Regions from separate parts of the Homo sapiens genome. Here region 2 is linked to region 1. Evidence: chromatin loops called from intact Hi-C (ENCODE). Cell type or tissue: breast epithelium. All regions are shown on one strand. Links, peaks and the distances in the headings refer to the core of each region. The heading gives the core; the rest is flanking DNA.

The links. Peaks named below come from ENCODE experiments on the same cell type or tissue, not always from the same donor. Only the 100,000 strongest peaks of a DNase experiment are listed, where the experiment ranks them.
Region 2: it touches region 1 in a loop (32-fold over the local background); 1 of 110 quality-filtered maps calls a loop at or near these places.

What each region holds. Positions count from the first base shown.
Region 1 is chr5:67,179,679-67,185,501 of GRCh38, reverse strand. CD180 (CD180 molecule) reads left to right here. Exons shown (of 3, transcript NM_005582.3): 3 at 917-5,823. The coding sequence ends at 2,645. Among named protein-coding and RNA genes, the nearest start is that of CD180, 14 kb to the left of the region's middle. In breast epithelium, for the core only: no CTCF peak of the experiment used is centred there; DNase peaks (open chromatin) are centred at 2,881 and 3,459; H3K4me3 peaks cover 359 bases; H3K27ac peaks cover 2,198 bases.
Region 2 is chr5:66,619,967-66,625,789 of GRCh38, reverse strand. All of the region lies in intron 1 of MAST4 (microtubule associated serine/threonine kinase family member 4), which reads right to left. Among named protein-coding and RNA genes, the nearest start is that of MAST4, 26 kb to the right of the region's middle. RefSeq lists enhancers at 1,283-1,342, 1,443-1,492. In breast epithelium, for the core only: no CTCF peak of the experiment used is centred there; no DNase peak of the experiment used is centred there.

The DNA.
Region 1 (5,823 bases), core at 1-5,000:
TTTCTAGGAGAAAAGCACACCATCTACTTTTCCCCCCTACAAATTGGAAAATGAGTTCCATTATTTTGTTATAGTGGCATAATTGGGATTCCACATGCTGAGCCAGTGTTTGAGAACCAGTAGGAAGAAGTATTACAAGAAAATAAGGGAAGAAAATGAAAGGGCTATACTGCGTGTGTGTGTGTGTGTGTGTGTGTGTGTGTGTGTGTGTGTAAGAGGGGACAGGCTCTGCGTGTACCTGCAGTCTGCACCCTTTGCGGCAGTTCTACTTCTTCTATTTTGTCCTTCAACTTCAGCTTCTGTGGACAGGATGTCCACATCCATACTACCGCTTCATCTTTAAAAGCACCAGTGTGAGATTCCATGGTGCGTAGTATCATCCAACTTATGGTTAGATGAGGAGGCCATCTGTGTGTGTGTGTGTGTGTGTGTGTGTGTGATCCAGTATTTTTAGGTGCAATACCAGGATGGTTTTCTCAGATGAAAATACAGAGGTTGAGAAAAGTTGTAACTTGCCCGGGATGACACAGATTTTTGTGTGTGTATATATATATGTATTTTATACCATATATTATCTATTATGCATTCTATATGATATATTTTGTATTACTTAAAACAGTAAATAATAATTTGATTTTTGCCACAATCAAATGACCCATGGTTCCTTAGAATACAGGCACAAACCTCTGAGGGTTCAATCTAAGGGGTGAGATACCTGGAAAAAAAATCTAGATTGGCGTGTTCAGAAGTGAGGCTACTCATTAATTCCTTCAATAGGCCATCTGTTGATATTGAAGAAAGTTCTTATATTTGATTTTGAATGATACAAAAGATGACTTTGTTAATGTGTGTCACTGTAAAGTATTTTTTTACTTTTTTCAAATGAATTATTGTTAAATACGATTATCTTTTCAAGGTGCCAGATTAACTGGATACATGAAGACACTTTTCAAAGCCATCATCAATTAAGCACACTTGTGTTAACTGGAAATCCCCTGATATTCATGGCAGAAACATCGCTTAATGGGCCCAAGTCACTGAAGCATCTTTTCTTAATCCAAACGGGAATATCCAATCTCGAGTTTATTCCAGTGCACAATCTGGAAAACTTGGAAAGCTTGTATCTTGGAAGCAACCATATTTCCTCCATTAAGTTCCCCAAAGACTTCCCAGCACGGAATCTGAAAGTACTGGATTTTCAGAATAATGCTATACACTACATCTCTAGAGAAGACATGAGGTCTCTGGAGCAGGCCATCAACCTAAGCCTGAACTTCAATGGCAATAATGTTAAAGGTATTGAGCTTGGGGCTTTTGATTCAACGATCTTCCAAAGTTTGAACTTTGGAGGAACTCCAAATTTGTCTGTTATATTCAATGGTCTGCAGAACTCTACTACTCAGTCTCTCTGGCTGGGAACATTTGAGGACATTGATGACGAAGATATTAGTTCAGCCATGCTCAAGGGACTCTGTGAAATGTCTGTTGAGAGCCTCAACCTGCAGGAACACCGCTTCTCTGACATCTCATCCACCACATTTCAGTGCTTCACCCAACTCCAAGAATTGGATCTGACAGCAACTCACTTGAAAGGGTTACCCTCTGGGATGAAGGGTCTGAACTTGCTCAAGAAATTAGTTCTCAGTGTAAATCATTTCGATCAATTGTGTCAAATCAGTGCTGCCAATTTCCCCTCCCTTACACACCTCTACATCAGAGGCAACGTGAAGAAACTTCACCTTGGTGTTGGCTGCTTGGAGAAACTAGGAAACCTTCAGACACTTGATTTAAGCCATAATGACATAGAGGCTTCTGACTGCTGCAGTCTGCAACTCAAAAACCTGTCCCACTTGCAAACCTTAAACCTGAGCCACAATGAGCCTCTTGGTCTCCAGAGTCAGGCATTCAAAGAATGTCCTCAGCTAGAACTCCTCGATTTGGCATTTACCCGCTTACACATTAATGCTCCACAAAGTCCCTTCCAAAACCTCCATTTCCTTCAGGTTCTGAATCTCACTTACTGCTTCCTTGATACCAGCAATCAGCATCTTCTAGCAGGCCTACCAGTTCTCCGGCATCTCAACTTAAAAGGGAATCACTTTCAAGATGGGACTATCACGAAGACCAACCTACTTCAGACCGTGGGCAGCTTGGAGGTTCTGATTTTGTCCTCTTGTGGTCTCCTCTCTATAGACCAGCAAGCATTCCACAGCTTGGGAAAAATGAGCCATGTAGACTTAAGCCACAACAGCCTGACATGCGACAGCATTGATTCTCTTAGCCATCTTAAGGGAATCTACCTCAATCTGGCTGCCAACAGCATTAACATCATCTCACCCCGTCTCCTCCCTATCTTGTCCCAGCAGAGCACCATTAATTTAAGTCATAACCCCCTGGACTGCACTTGCTCGAATATTCATTTCTTAACATGGTACAAAGAAAACCTGCACAAACTTGAAGGCTCGGAGGAGACCACGTGTGCAAACCCGCCATCTCTAAGGGGAGTTAAGCTATCTGATGTCAAGCTTTCCTGTGGGATTACAGCCATAGGCATTTTCTTTCTCATAGTATTTCTATTATTGTTGGCTATTCTGCTATTTTTTGCAGTTAAATACCTTCTCAGGTGGAAATACCAACACATTTAGTGCTGAAGGTTTCCAGAGAAAGCAAATAAGTGTGCTTAGCAAAATTGCTCTAAGTGAAAGAACTGTCATCTGCTGGTGACCAGACCAGACTTTTCAGATTGCTTCCTGGAACTGGGCAGGGACTCACTGTGCTTTTCTGAGCTTCTTACTCCTGTGAGTCCCAGAGCTAAAGAACCTTCTAGGCAAGTACACCGAATGACTCAGTCCAGAGGGTCAGATGCTGCTGTGAGAGGCACAGAGCCCTTTCCGCATGTGGAAGAGTGGGAGGAAGCAGAGGGAGGGACTGGGCAGGGACTGCCGGCCCCGGAGTCTCCCACAGGGAGGCCATTCCCCTTCTACTCACCGACATCCCTCCCAGCACCACACACCCCGCCCCTGAAAGGAGATCATCAGCCCCCACAATTTGTCAGAGCTGAAGCCAGCCCACTACCCACCCCCACTACAGCATTGTGCTTGGGTCTGGGTTCTCAGTAATGTAGCCATTTGAGAAACTTACTTGGGGACAAAGTCTCAATCCTTATTTTAAATGAAAAAAGAAAAGAAAAGCATAATAAATTTAAAAGAAAAGGCTGAGAAATGAAACTTGGTATCAAATCGACTCCATTAATCTTCTTAATCCTTAGGTCTGTAAGGTCTCTGTAATGCCCCTAGGGTGTGAATGGCTATAAAAAATAGAACCCACCCCCAAGGTTTAGAATTTCTTCCACATTTGCCTCACTCAGTTCAGAAACCAGGCAGGCTCTCTCTGCCTATCTGGTGTTCTGGCTCTTATGTTACAGATCCTAACTTGCAGGTGGGCTGTGACCCAAAATGCTCTTCTCATTTGGGCATCCGGTTCTTAGAAGTCTCTTTTCCAGAAGAACTGTGAAATAAATCGTGGTTTGGTTCTCAGGCTTGCCCTTAAAAGCCTATTTGCTTCGGAGAGCATTTGAATTAGCACATTTACGTGAAAATGAGGAAGAAGGCATCCCTGCATGCTAGCTGTTGGGAACACAGTAAAGCTGGCTTAGTGAGAAGTGGTTTCTGTTGAGGCTGGGGATGTCACCAAAGGTCACACCAGCCATGGACAGGGGCCTGAACCACTGAATGCAGATAGACAAAGAGCAATGTCATGACTTAGGCTTAAAGGGCCATACTCACACAGGCCTGTATCTTCTGAAGTCTTGATTGCCAGACAAGCTTGGCGGGAGCTCCTGGACTCAAGTGGTGCATTGTTCTGTTCAATAACCAATTTTAGGGTAGAGATAGAGATGGTAACTTATAGTTATGAAATTCTGATAAGCTAACAAAATAAAAATGGATCCAACCAATCAGAATATATTAGTCCTTAAGTTGAAGGCATACTAGTGGGACATCATAACAGAGTGAAAACTTGGGGGTCATCCTTTTTGTCTCTTCGCCCCCAGGAAAAGCAGGGCAGGCAGGGAACAGCAGTGGGTGAACCTCTTCTCTGCTCAGGGATTTCAGGCCTTCACACTTGCTCTTTCCTTTGCCTCTAAGATGCTGCCATTGGCCTCCAAATGGCTCCTTCCTTCATCTTGAGATTTCAGTGCTAATATTTTCTCCTTTGAGGGATTTCTTCTCTGACCTAGCTAATCCAAAGCAACCTCTATGCCTCACCTGGTTTTATTATCTTTATAATGCTTATCAGTGTTTGGAATTAACTTCTTCATTTGTTTTAATTAGTTTCTCTTGTCTTGTCTCTCCCAAATACAAGTGCCATGAGAGGGTCTTTGCCTAAAGATACCCTAGAACATGCCTGGGACATAGTAAGGACTCTCTCTCTCTCTCTCCATATGTGTGTGTGTGTGTATGTGTGTGTATGTGTGTGTGTATATATATATATAATTTTTTTTTTGAGACTGATTCTTGCTCTGTCGCCCAGGCTGGAGTGCTATAGTGCAATCTTGGCTCACTGTAACCTCCGCCTCCCAGGTTCCAGCGATTCTCCTGCCTCAGCCTCCTGAGTAGCTGGGATTACAGGCGCCCACCACCACGCCTGGCTAATTTTTGTATTTTTAGTAGAGACAGGGTTTCACCATGTTGGCCAGGCTGGTCTTGAACTCCTGACCTCAAGTGATCTGCCCGCCTCGGCCTCCCAAAGTGCTGGGATTACAGATGAGAGCCATCGTGCCCGGCCAAGATTCAATATATTTTTAATATGTGCTGATCCCTGAGCCTTTATTAGCTCCTAGTTCTGCCACCATGCCTATGCTGCTGACTCTTAGCTCCTGACCTCTCCACGGTTTCCTGGGCCTCCCACATGTTTTTCACTGGCATCTCCTAGGGAAGTTTTTACAAAATGGATTCCCAGGCCTCACCCCCAGATACTGAGATTCTGTTGGACTGAGGTTGGCTCAGGGTTCCCAGCCAAATGATTCCATGTAAAATGTGGAAGGTCCAAACTCTAAGAATCCAGTCTTAGACAGCACCAACCCATTGAGTCCCTGCATATTCTGTCACAGGTAAGCTCTTTCTTGCCTTAGGGATTTAAGCTGCAGATGGAAAATACTAATTGCTGATTTACCAACCCATAGACATACTGCCCTCCATAATATTTAATATGTAACTTGGAAAAACGAAACAATTCTGTAGAAAACCTCTGATGTGAATTACATCACACTAACAATGAAAGGGGCCCAGGCCTTAGCAAAGCATAATTGCCCATCCTGCTTTCACTTCTCAGGCCCGCTCCCTTCCATGCGATGCAGCTTGCTGCTCCGTAACTGATCTAAGGCTTTGTGACAGCTCCTCTGTTTTAAGCAACAGTAAATTCACCCCACAAAGTCAGAAAGGGAGCTTGTTGATGGCTGCTGTCAATTTTATTGCTTTAACCTGTTTACTAGGATAGACTCTGTAACATGGTGTGTTTATTGGTTTTATGTATTGCATGTTGTTGCTGCTCTGACAAGCTACTCCTATAAAAATGTGTTATTATTGCACGATGTAGCTCAGTGAGCTGACCCTGCATTTCAAAGGGTACTGGAGCAAATAGCACTGAAGTCCATAAAAGCTGACTGGCCTCCATCACAGAGGACTCTCTGCATGAGCTGCAACTCCTACAACCCAGGAGAGAATTACACCTTTCCCTGTGCCAGCAGCCACTGCTTAGTACAGCACAGCCCTTGAACACAGGCAATATCTGTAAAATTCCAAGACAGAAAACTGTCGTGCCATT
Region 2 (5,823 bases), core at 395-5,394, 560 kb after region 1:
AACCAGAAGTAGAATTGCTGGGCCCTATGGTGCTTCCTTTTTTAATCTTCTGAGGAATTTCCATACTGTTTTCCATAATGGCTATACTAATTTACATTCCCAGCTGTGTACTAGGATTCCCATTTCTCCATATCCTCGCCAACATTTATCTGTTCTTTTTATGGTTTTGACTCTTTTTCCTGATGATGAAAGATGTTGAGCACCTTTAAATATACCTGTTAGCCATTTAAATTTTCTCTTTTGACAAGTACCTATTTAGGTACTTTGCCCGTTTAATTGGATTATTTGTATTTTTGGTATTGAGTTGTATTCACTCTTCATATATTTTGGATGTTAATCCCTTATTAGATACACAGTTTGCTAATATTTTTACTCAACAAGGGTTATATCCCTGTCATGGGGGTAACAGGCCAGCATTTACAGTGCTGCCATGAGGAATATTGTATTTATAAATGGTGCTTTTGTTGGAAAACATCCTTCTGCAGGCTTAAAGACCACAGAAGGAAACCGAATGCAACAGAGGTAGGTTTTCTCCCATTCTGTAGGTTGTCTTTTCATTTATCTCAACCTGAATCCCATATGCAATATAATCTTGCTGGAGAAGACACACACACGCACACATGAAGGAAAGGAACAATAAGGCCAAGTGTCACAGTGAGCTGAGGGAGACCACCAGAGTTAGGAGAATATAAATAGTTAATGTTTTTTGTATGCTAGGTCATGCTCTAGAGCTTTGCATGTACAAAAAAATAACACTTCATTTTGATTATTTCCTTTGCTACGACGAAGCTTTTTAGTTTTATGTAATACCATTTTTGCTTTTGTTGCTATATCCAAAAAATTATTGCCAAGACCAAGGTCAAGGTTTTCCCTGTTTTCTTCTAGGAGTTTTACAATTGCAAGTCTTATGTTAAAGTCTTTCATCCATTTTGAGTTGATTTCTGTGACCAGTATGAGACAGGCGTCCAATTTTATTCTTTTGCTGAAAAGTCTATCCTTTCCCCGTTACACACTTGGCACTCTTACAGAAATTGTTGACCATAAATATGTAGGTTTATTTCTGGGCTCTCTATTCTTTTCCACTGGCCAGTATATCTGCTTTTATAGCAGTACCATGCTGTTGTGATTACTATAGCGTTGTAATATAATTTGAAGTCAGGAAGTTGGATGCCTCCAGCTTTGTTCTTCTTGCTCAAGATTGTTTTGGCTATTCAGGGTCTTTTGTGGTCCCATATACATTTTAGGGTTAGTTTTTTTATTTCTGTAAAAGATACCATTGAGAGTTTGATAGGAATTACTTTGAATCTGTTGTTTGGCATAGTATAAACATTTAAACAGGCCGGGCGCTGTGGCTCACACCTATAATCCCAGCACTTTGGGAGGCCGAGGCGGGCAGATCACGAGGTCAGGAGATTGAGACCATCCTGACTAATACGGTGAAACCCCATCTCTACTAAAAATACAAAAAAATTAGCCAGGCGTGGCAGCATGCACCTGTAGTCCCAGCTGCTGGGGAGGCTGAGGCAAGAGAATGGCATGAAACCGGGAGGCAGAGCTTGCAGTGAGCCGAGATCATGCCACTTGCACTCCAGCCTGGGTGACAAAGCAAGACTCCATCTCAAAAAAAAAAAAAAAAAAAAAAACATTTTAACAATATTAATTCTTCCAATCTGTGAACATGAGATCTTTCCATTTGTTTTAAATTTCCTTCATCAATATTTTATAATTAAATGTACAAGTCTCTCACCTCCTTAATTCCTAAGTATTTTATCTTTTCTTGCTAATGTAAATGAGATTCTCTTAATTTTCCTTTTAGAGAGTTTATTGTTGATGTACAGATATGCCACTGTTTTTGTATGTTGATTTTTGTATCTTACTTTACTGAATTCACTGATCAGTTCTAACAGTTTTTGTGAAGTCTTTAGGATTTTCCATGTATATATGATCATGACACCTGCAAACAGATAATTTTGCCTCTTCCCTTCCAATTTGAATGCCTTTTCTTTTTCCTGTCTGTTTTCTCTGCCTAGGACTTCCAGTACAATGTCGAAGAGAAGTGATGACATATGGCATCCTTGCCTTGCTCCAAATCTTAGAGGAAAAACTAAGTTTTAGCCCATTGATTATAGCGTTAGTTGTGGGTCCTTCATATATGGCTTTTACTAAGTTCCTCTTATGCCTATTTGGTTCAGAGTTTTTAATCATAAAATAATGTTAATTTTTGTCAAATATTTTTTCTGCATCTGATGAAATGATGTTTTTATCTTCTATGCTGTGAATGTGGCATATCATATTGTATGTACATTGAACCATCCTTGCATCCCAGGGATAAATCCCACTTGGTCATGATGTATGATCCTTAAAATGTGCTACTGAATGATATTTGCTAGTACTTTATTGAGGATTTTTGCATCTATGTTTATCAGGGATTATAGCCTGTAGTTTTCTTTTCTTGTGGTGTCTTTGTCTGGCTTTGGAATCAGGGTGACACTGGCCTCATAAAATGAGTCTGGGAATGTTTCCTCTTCTACTTTTTGAAAAGCATTTAAGAGGGCTTGGTATTAGTTTTTTGAACCATGGTTCTTATAAGGCCATAATCCTTGTAGCTACAGATGTCAGCCCACACATCTCTCTGTGTTTGAGGGCTTCCCTGGTGACCCACTGGATATCAGGGTTTCTTTTGATAACTTTATGGATCAAAAGGGATTCACCCAAAGGATCTGGGTCATCTTCACCTGTCCCATAGGAATTCAGGACTCTCAGGGACCCATAGTAGCACAAAGTCCATAACTTAGCAACAGACTGAAGGCTATGAGCAAACCCCACCACGGACAGCACAAGCTGCAGCCTTAGGAACAGGGCACCTATGGCCATTAGGGCACACACAAACCCAGAAGATGGCATAACCTTGGTTAGCTTGACATCTCTGTCTGGTGCTTTATTGGGTCTGGGATTCTGTGCCGCAAGGTTGTTATTAGGCTGGTTGTCTGACATCTTCCCCACTCCATAAATGGCACTCTACCCTTTGAGTTCACCTGGCCAAAAACTTGGAAGTCCTCTTTGATTTTTCCAGTTATCATCTTCCATTTTCACTCTGTGAGCAAACCCTGTCAAGTTTATGTTCAATACACATCCTGAGCCTGTTTGCTTCTTACCACCTCTATTGTCAACCTGCTCCAAGCACCATCACCTCTAACCTGATTACTGCAGTAACCCTTAACTGATTCTCTGTTTTCACTCCAAGCCTCTTTAATCTATTATCCATACAGAAGCCAGTGAGCCTGTTAAAAATTAGATCTTGTCACCCTTCTACTTAAAACCTTCCAGTGACTATGCAACTGATTTCCAAGTTAGAAAAAAAAAAAAAAAGCCTTACAAGGACATACAAGGTCACATGACATGGCCTTACACTTCATTCCTAGCCTTTGATCTCATCTCCTACAACTCTCTCCCACACTTGTTCTGCTCCACTCTGGCCTTCTTACCATTCTTCGAATTCTCCAGATATGTTCCATCTCAGGGCCTTTGCACTTGCTGTTTCCCCTTCTCTCCAGATAGACACATGGCCAAACACATCATCTTGTTCAAATCTTTACACAAGTCACTTTCACGGAAACATCTTCCTCGACCATGCTGTCAAAATCTATAAATATCCCTCACCCCACACCCCAGCACTCCATATTCCATTTTTTTTTTCTCCTTAGGGTACACTACCATGTAACACAGAGGTCTGCAAACTAAGGAGGACTGTGGGTCAAATCTGGCCCGCTGCATGATTCTGTAAATAGCAGTGTTGTTGGAACACAGCTATATCCTTTCATGGACGTATTGGCTATGGCTGCTCTCACACTACAGTGGCAGAGTTGAGTAGTTGCGACAAAAACCATCTGGCCCACAAAGCCTGAAGTATTTACTATTTGGCCCTCTATAGAAGACGACTGTCAACTCCTGCTCTAACCCATTGCCTGACATATTATCTGCCTCCCCTCCATGCAATATAAACCCCATGAGACCAGGGACTTTTGCTTGCTTTGTTCATTACTGTATTCCCAGTGCCAGTAACAGTACCCGATGCACAGTAGGTGCTCAATTAGTATTTGTTGGGTAGACGGAGGAATGAATAAATTGGTATGGTTGACTTGAAAGGTCTAGAATACACTAGTGACTTTTTTTAACCATTTTTATTGTGAAATATGCAAAAAATACCTAAAACATAAGAGCAAAGTGTAATAAATAAATATAGAATACTCTTGTAACCACCACTCAAGTAAATAAGAAGATATGGCTAATGCCTTTCAAGTCAAAATAGTGTGCTTCTCTAAAAACCAAATTAACTAAGATGCAAAGTAGAATAAAAGCCCTGTTTTCTCTGCATGCTCTGGTTCTTAGACATGCTATCCAAACATTTTCTCACTGCTACTCATACAATAGCACACTGCGAGACAAAAGAATGAGAAAAATTCCAGAACCTCACTACAAAGCCACCCTGTTAAGGCACATGCCATTTAAGTTGCCTTACAGTAGTGCCTTGGACATTTTGAATATAATCATCTTCTGTTATTTGAGGTCCCCAGAATCAAATTCTACTCTCAAATGAACATGACACTACTGAGGCTCCCACCTATTTATGTAAATCTCCGACTTCATTTTTCTTAAGTATTTCTGATCCCTCAGAACAAAAAATTAACACAGTCATCCTCAACTCCTCTTCATTTATATCTCTCTTCACTTTAACAAGACACTGCTGCTGGTGCTCAGAGAATTCAGGGAAAAAAAAAACAATCTATTTAGAAACAATTCTGACTTAACTGCTGTGTCATTTCCTATACTTGTCTCCCTTTCTCTGAATTAGGGGGGACAGTTGCATTAAAACCGTATCTCTTTTACTTAGAATGCACCTGCTTGGGCTGATTAAGCCACAACTGAAGTCACAATCCTCCACTTTTGAGCTCCCTACCATTCTAACAAAATGAGTTATCACTTCTGGTGAGACATTTAAAAAAAAAAAATCAGGACCTGTAAAAACAGAATTGTCCCCATATGAGGTGGAGAAAAGAGAGATAGACACAGAGGCAGGACGAAAAAAAGATGTAAAAACAAGGACTAGCAAATATTTTCTCATAAAATCTACAAAAATGTTAAGTCTCAACTTACAGATAATTACCATTCCCATAAATGAGACTACTGCTCACAGAGCTAAATTTTTCTCTATTACAGCATTTCTACAGAAATGTCACATATTGTTTTGTTTTACTAAAGGCCATGCTTTGTTGTTTTTTTTAAAGGCTATCAGTTAGGGTTCAATGCCATTATTAACGGCAAGTATTAGAGATAATGTGCCCATACTAATTTCACACAATGATACTTTTTATTATTACAAATAAAGAAGTACTACATAACTTTGTTGAAAAATTTAAAACTGTATTGAGCTTTTACAATATTTTAATTTGTAGGCATAACTTCATATGGTTTTAATGTGGAGGGGAAGTAGTATTGTAGACTTCTATATATTTTCCCCACTCACAAATATTTACATGCAATACAATATAATTGCTTTGTTGTGAAAGTGCTAGAGAAAACACAAGCATCCACCTTCTACTATACCAGGGTTTCATCTTCAGCATCATGGGATATGATGTGTCCTATAGAATATTTTGCTAACAGCGAACTATAATAACCAGGTAACAATTATTTTTAAGTACTATCCCTTTCCTTACTCCATCAAAAAAAAAAAAAAAAAAAGCAACCTAAGTCTTTCATTCCATTTAAGACCTATATTTAAAATACTAAAATTCTGGTATAATATATATCCCATATATTCCA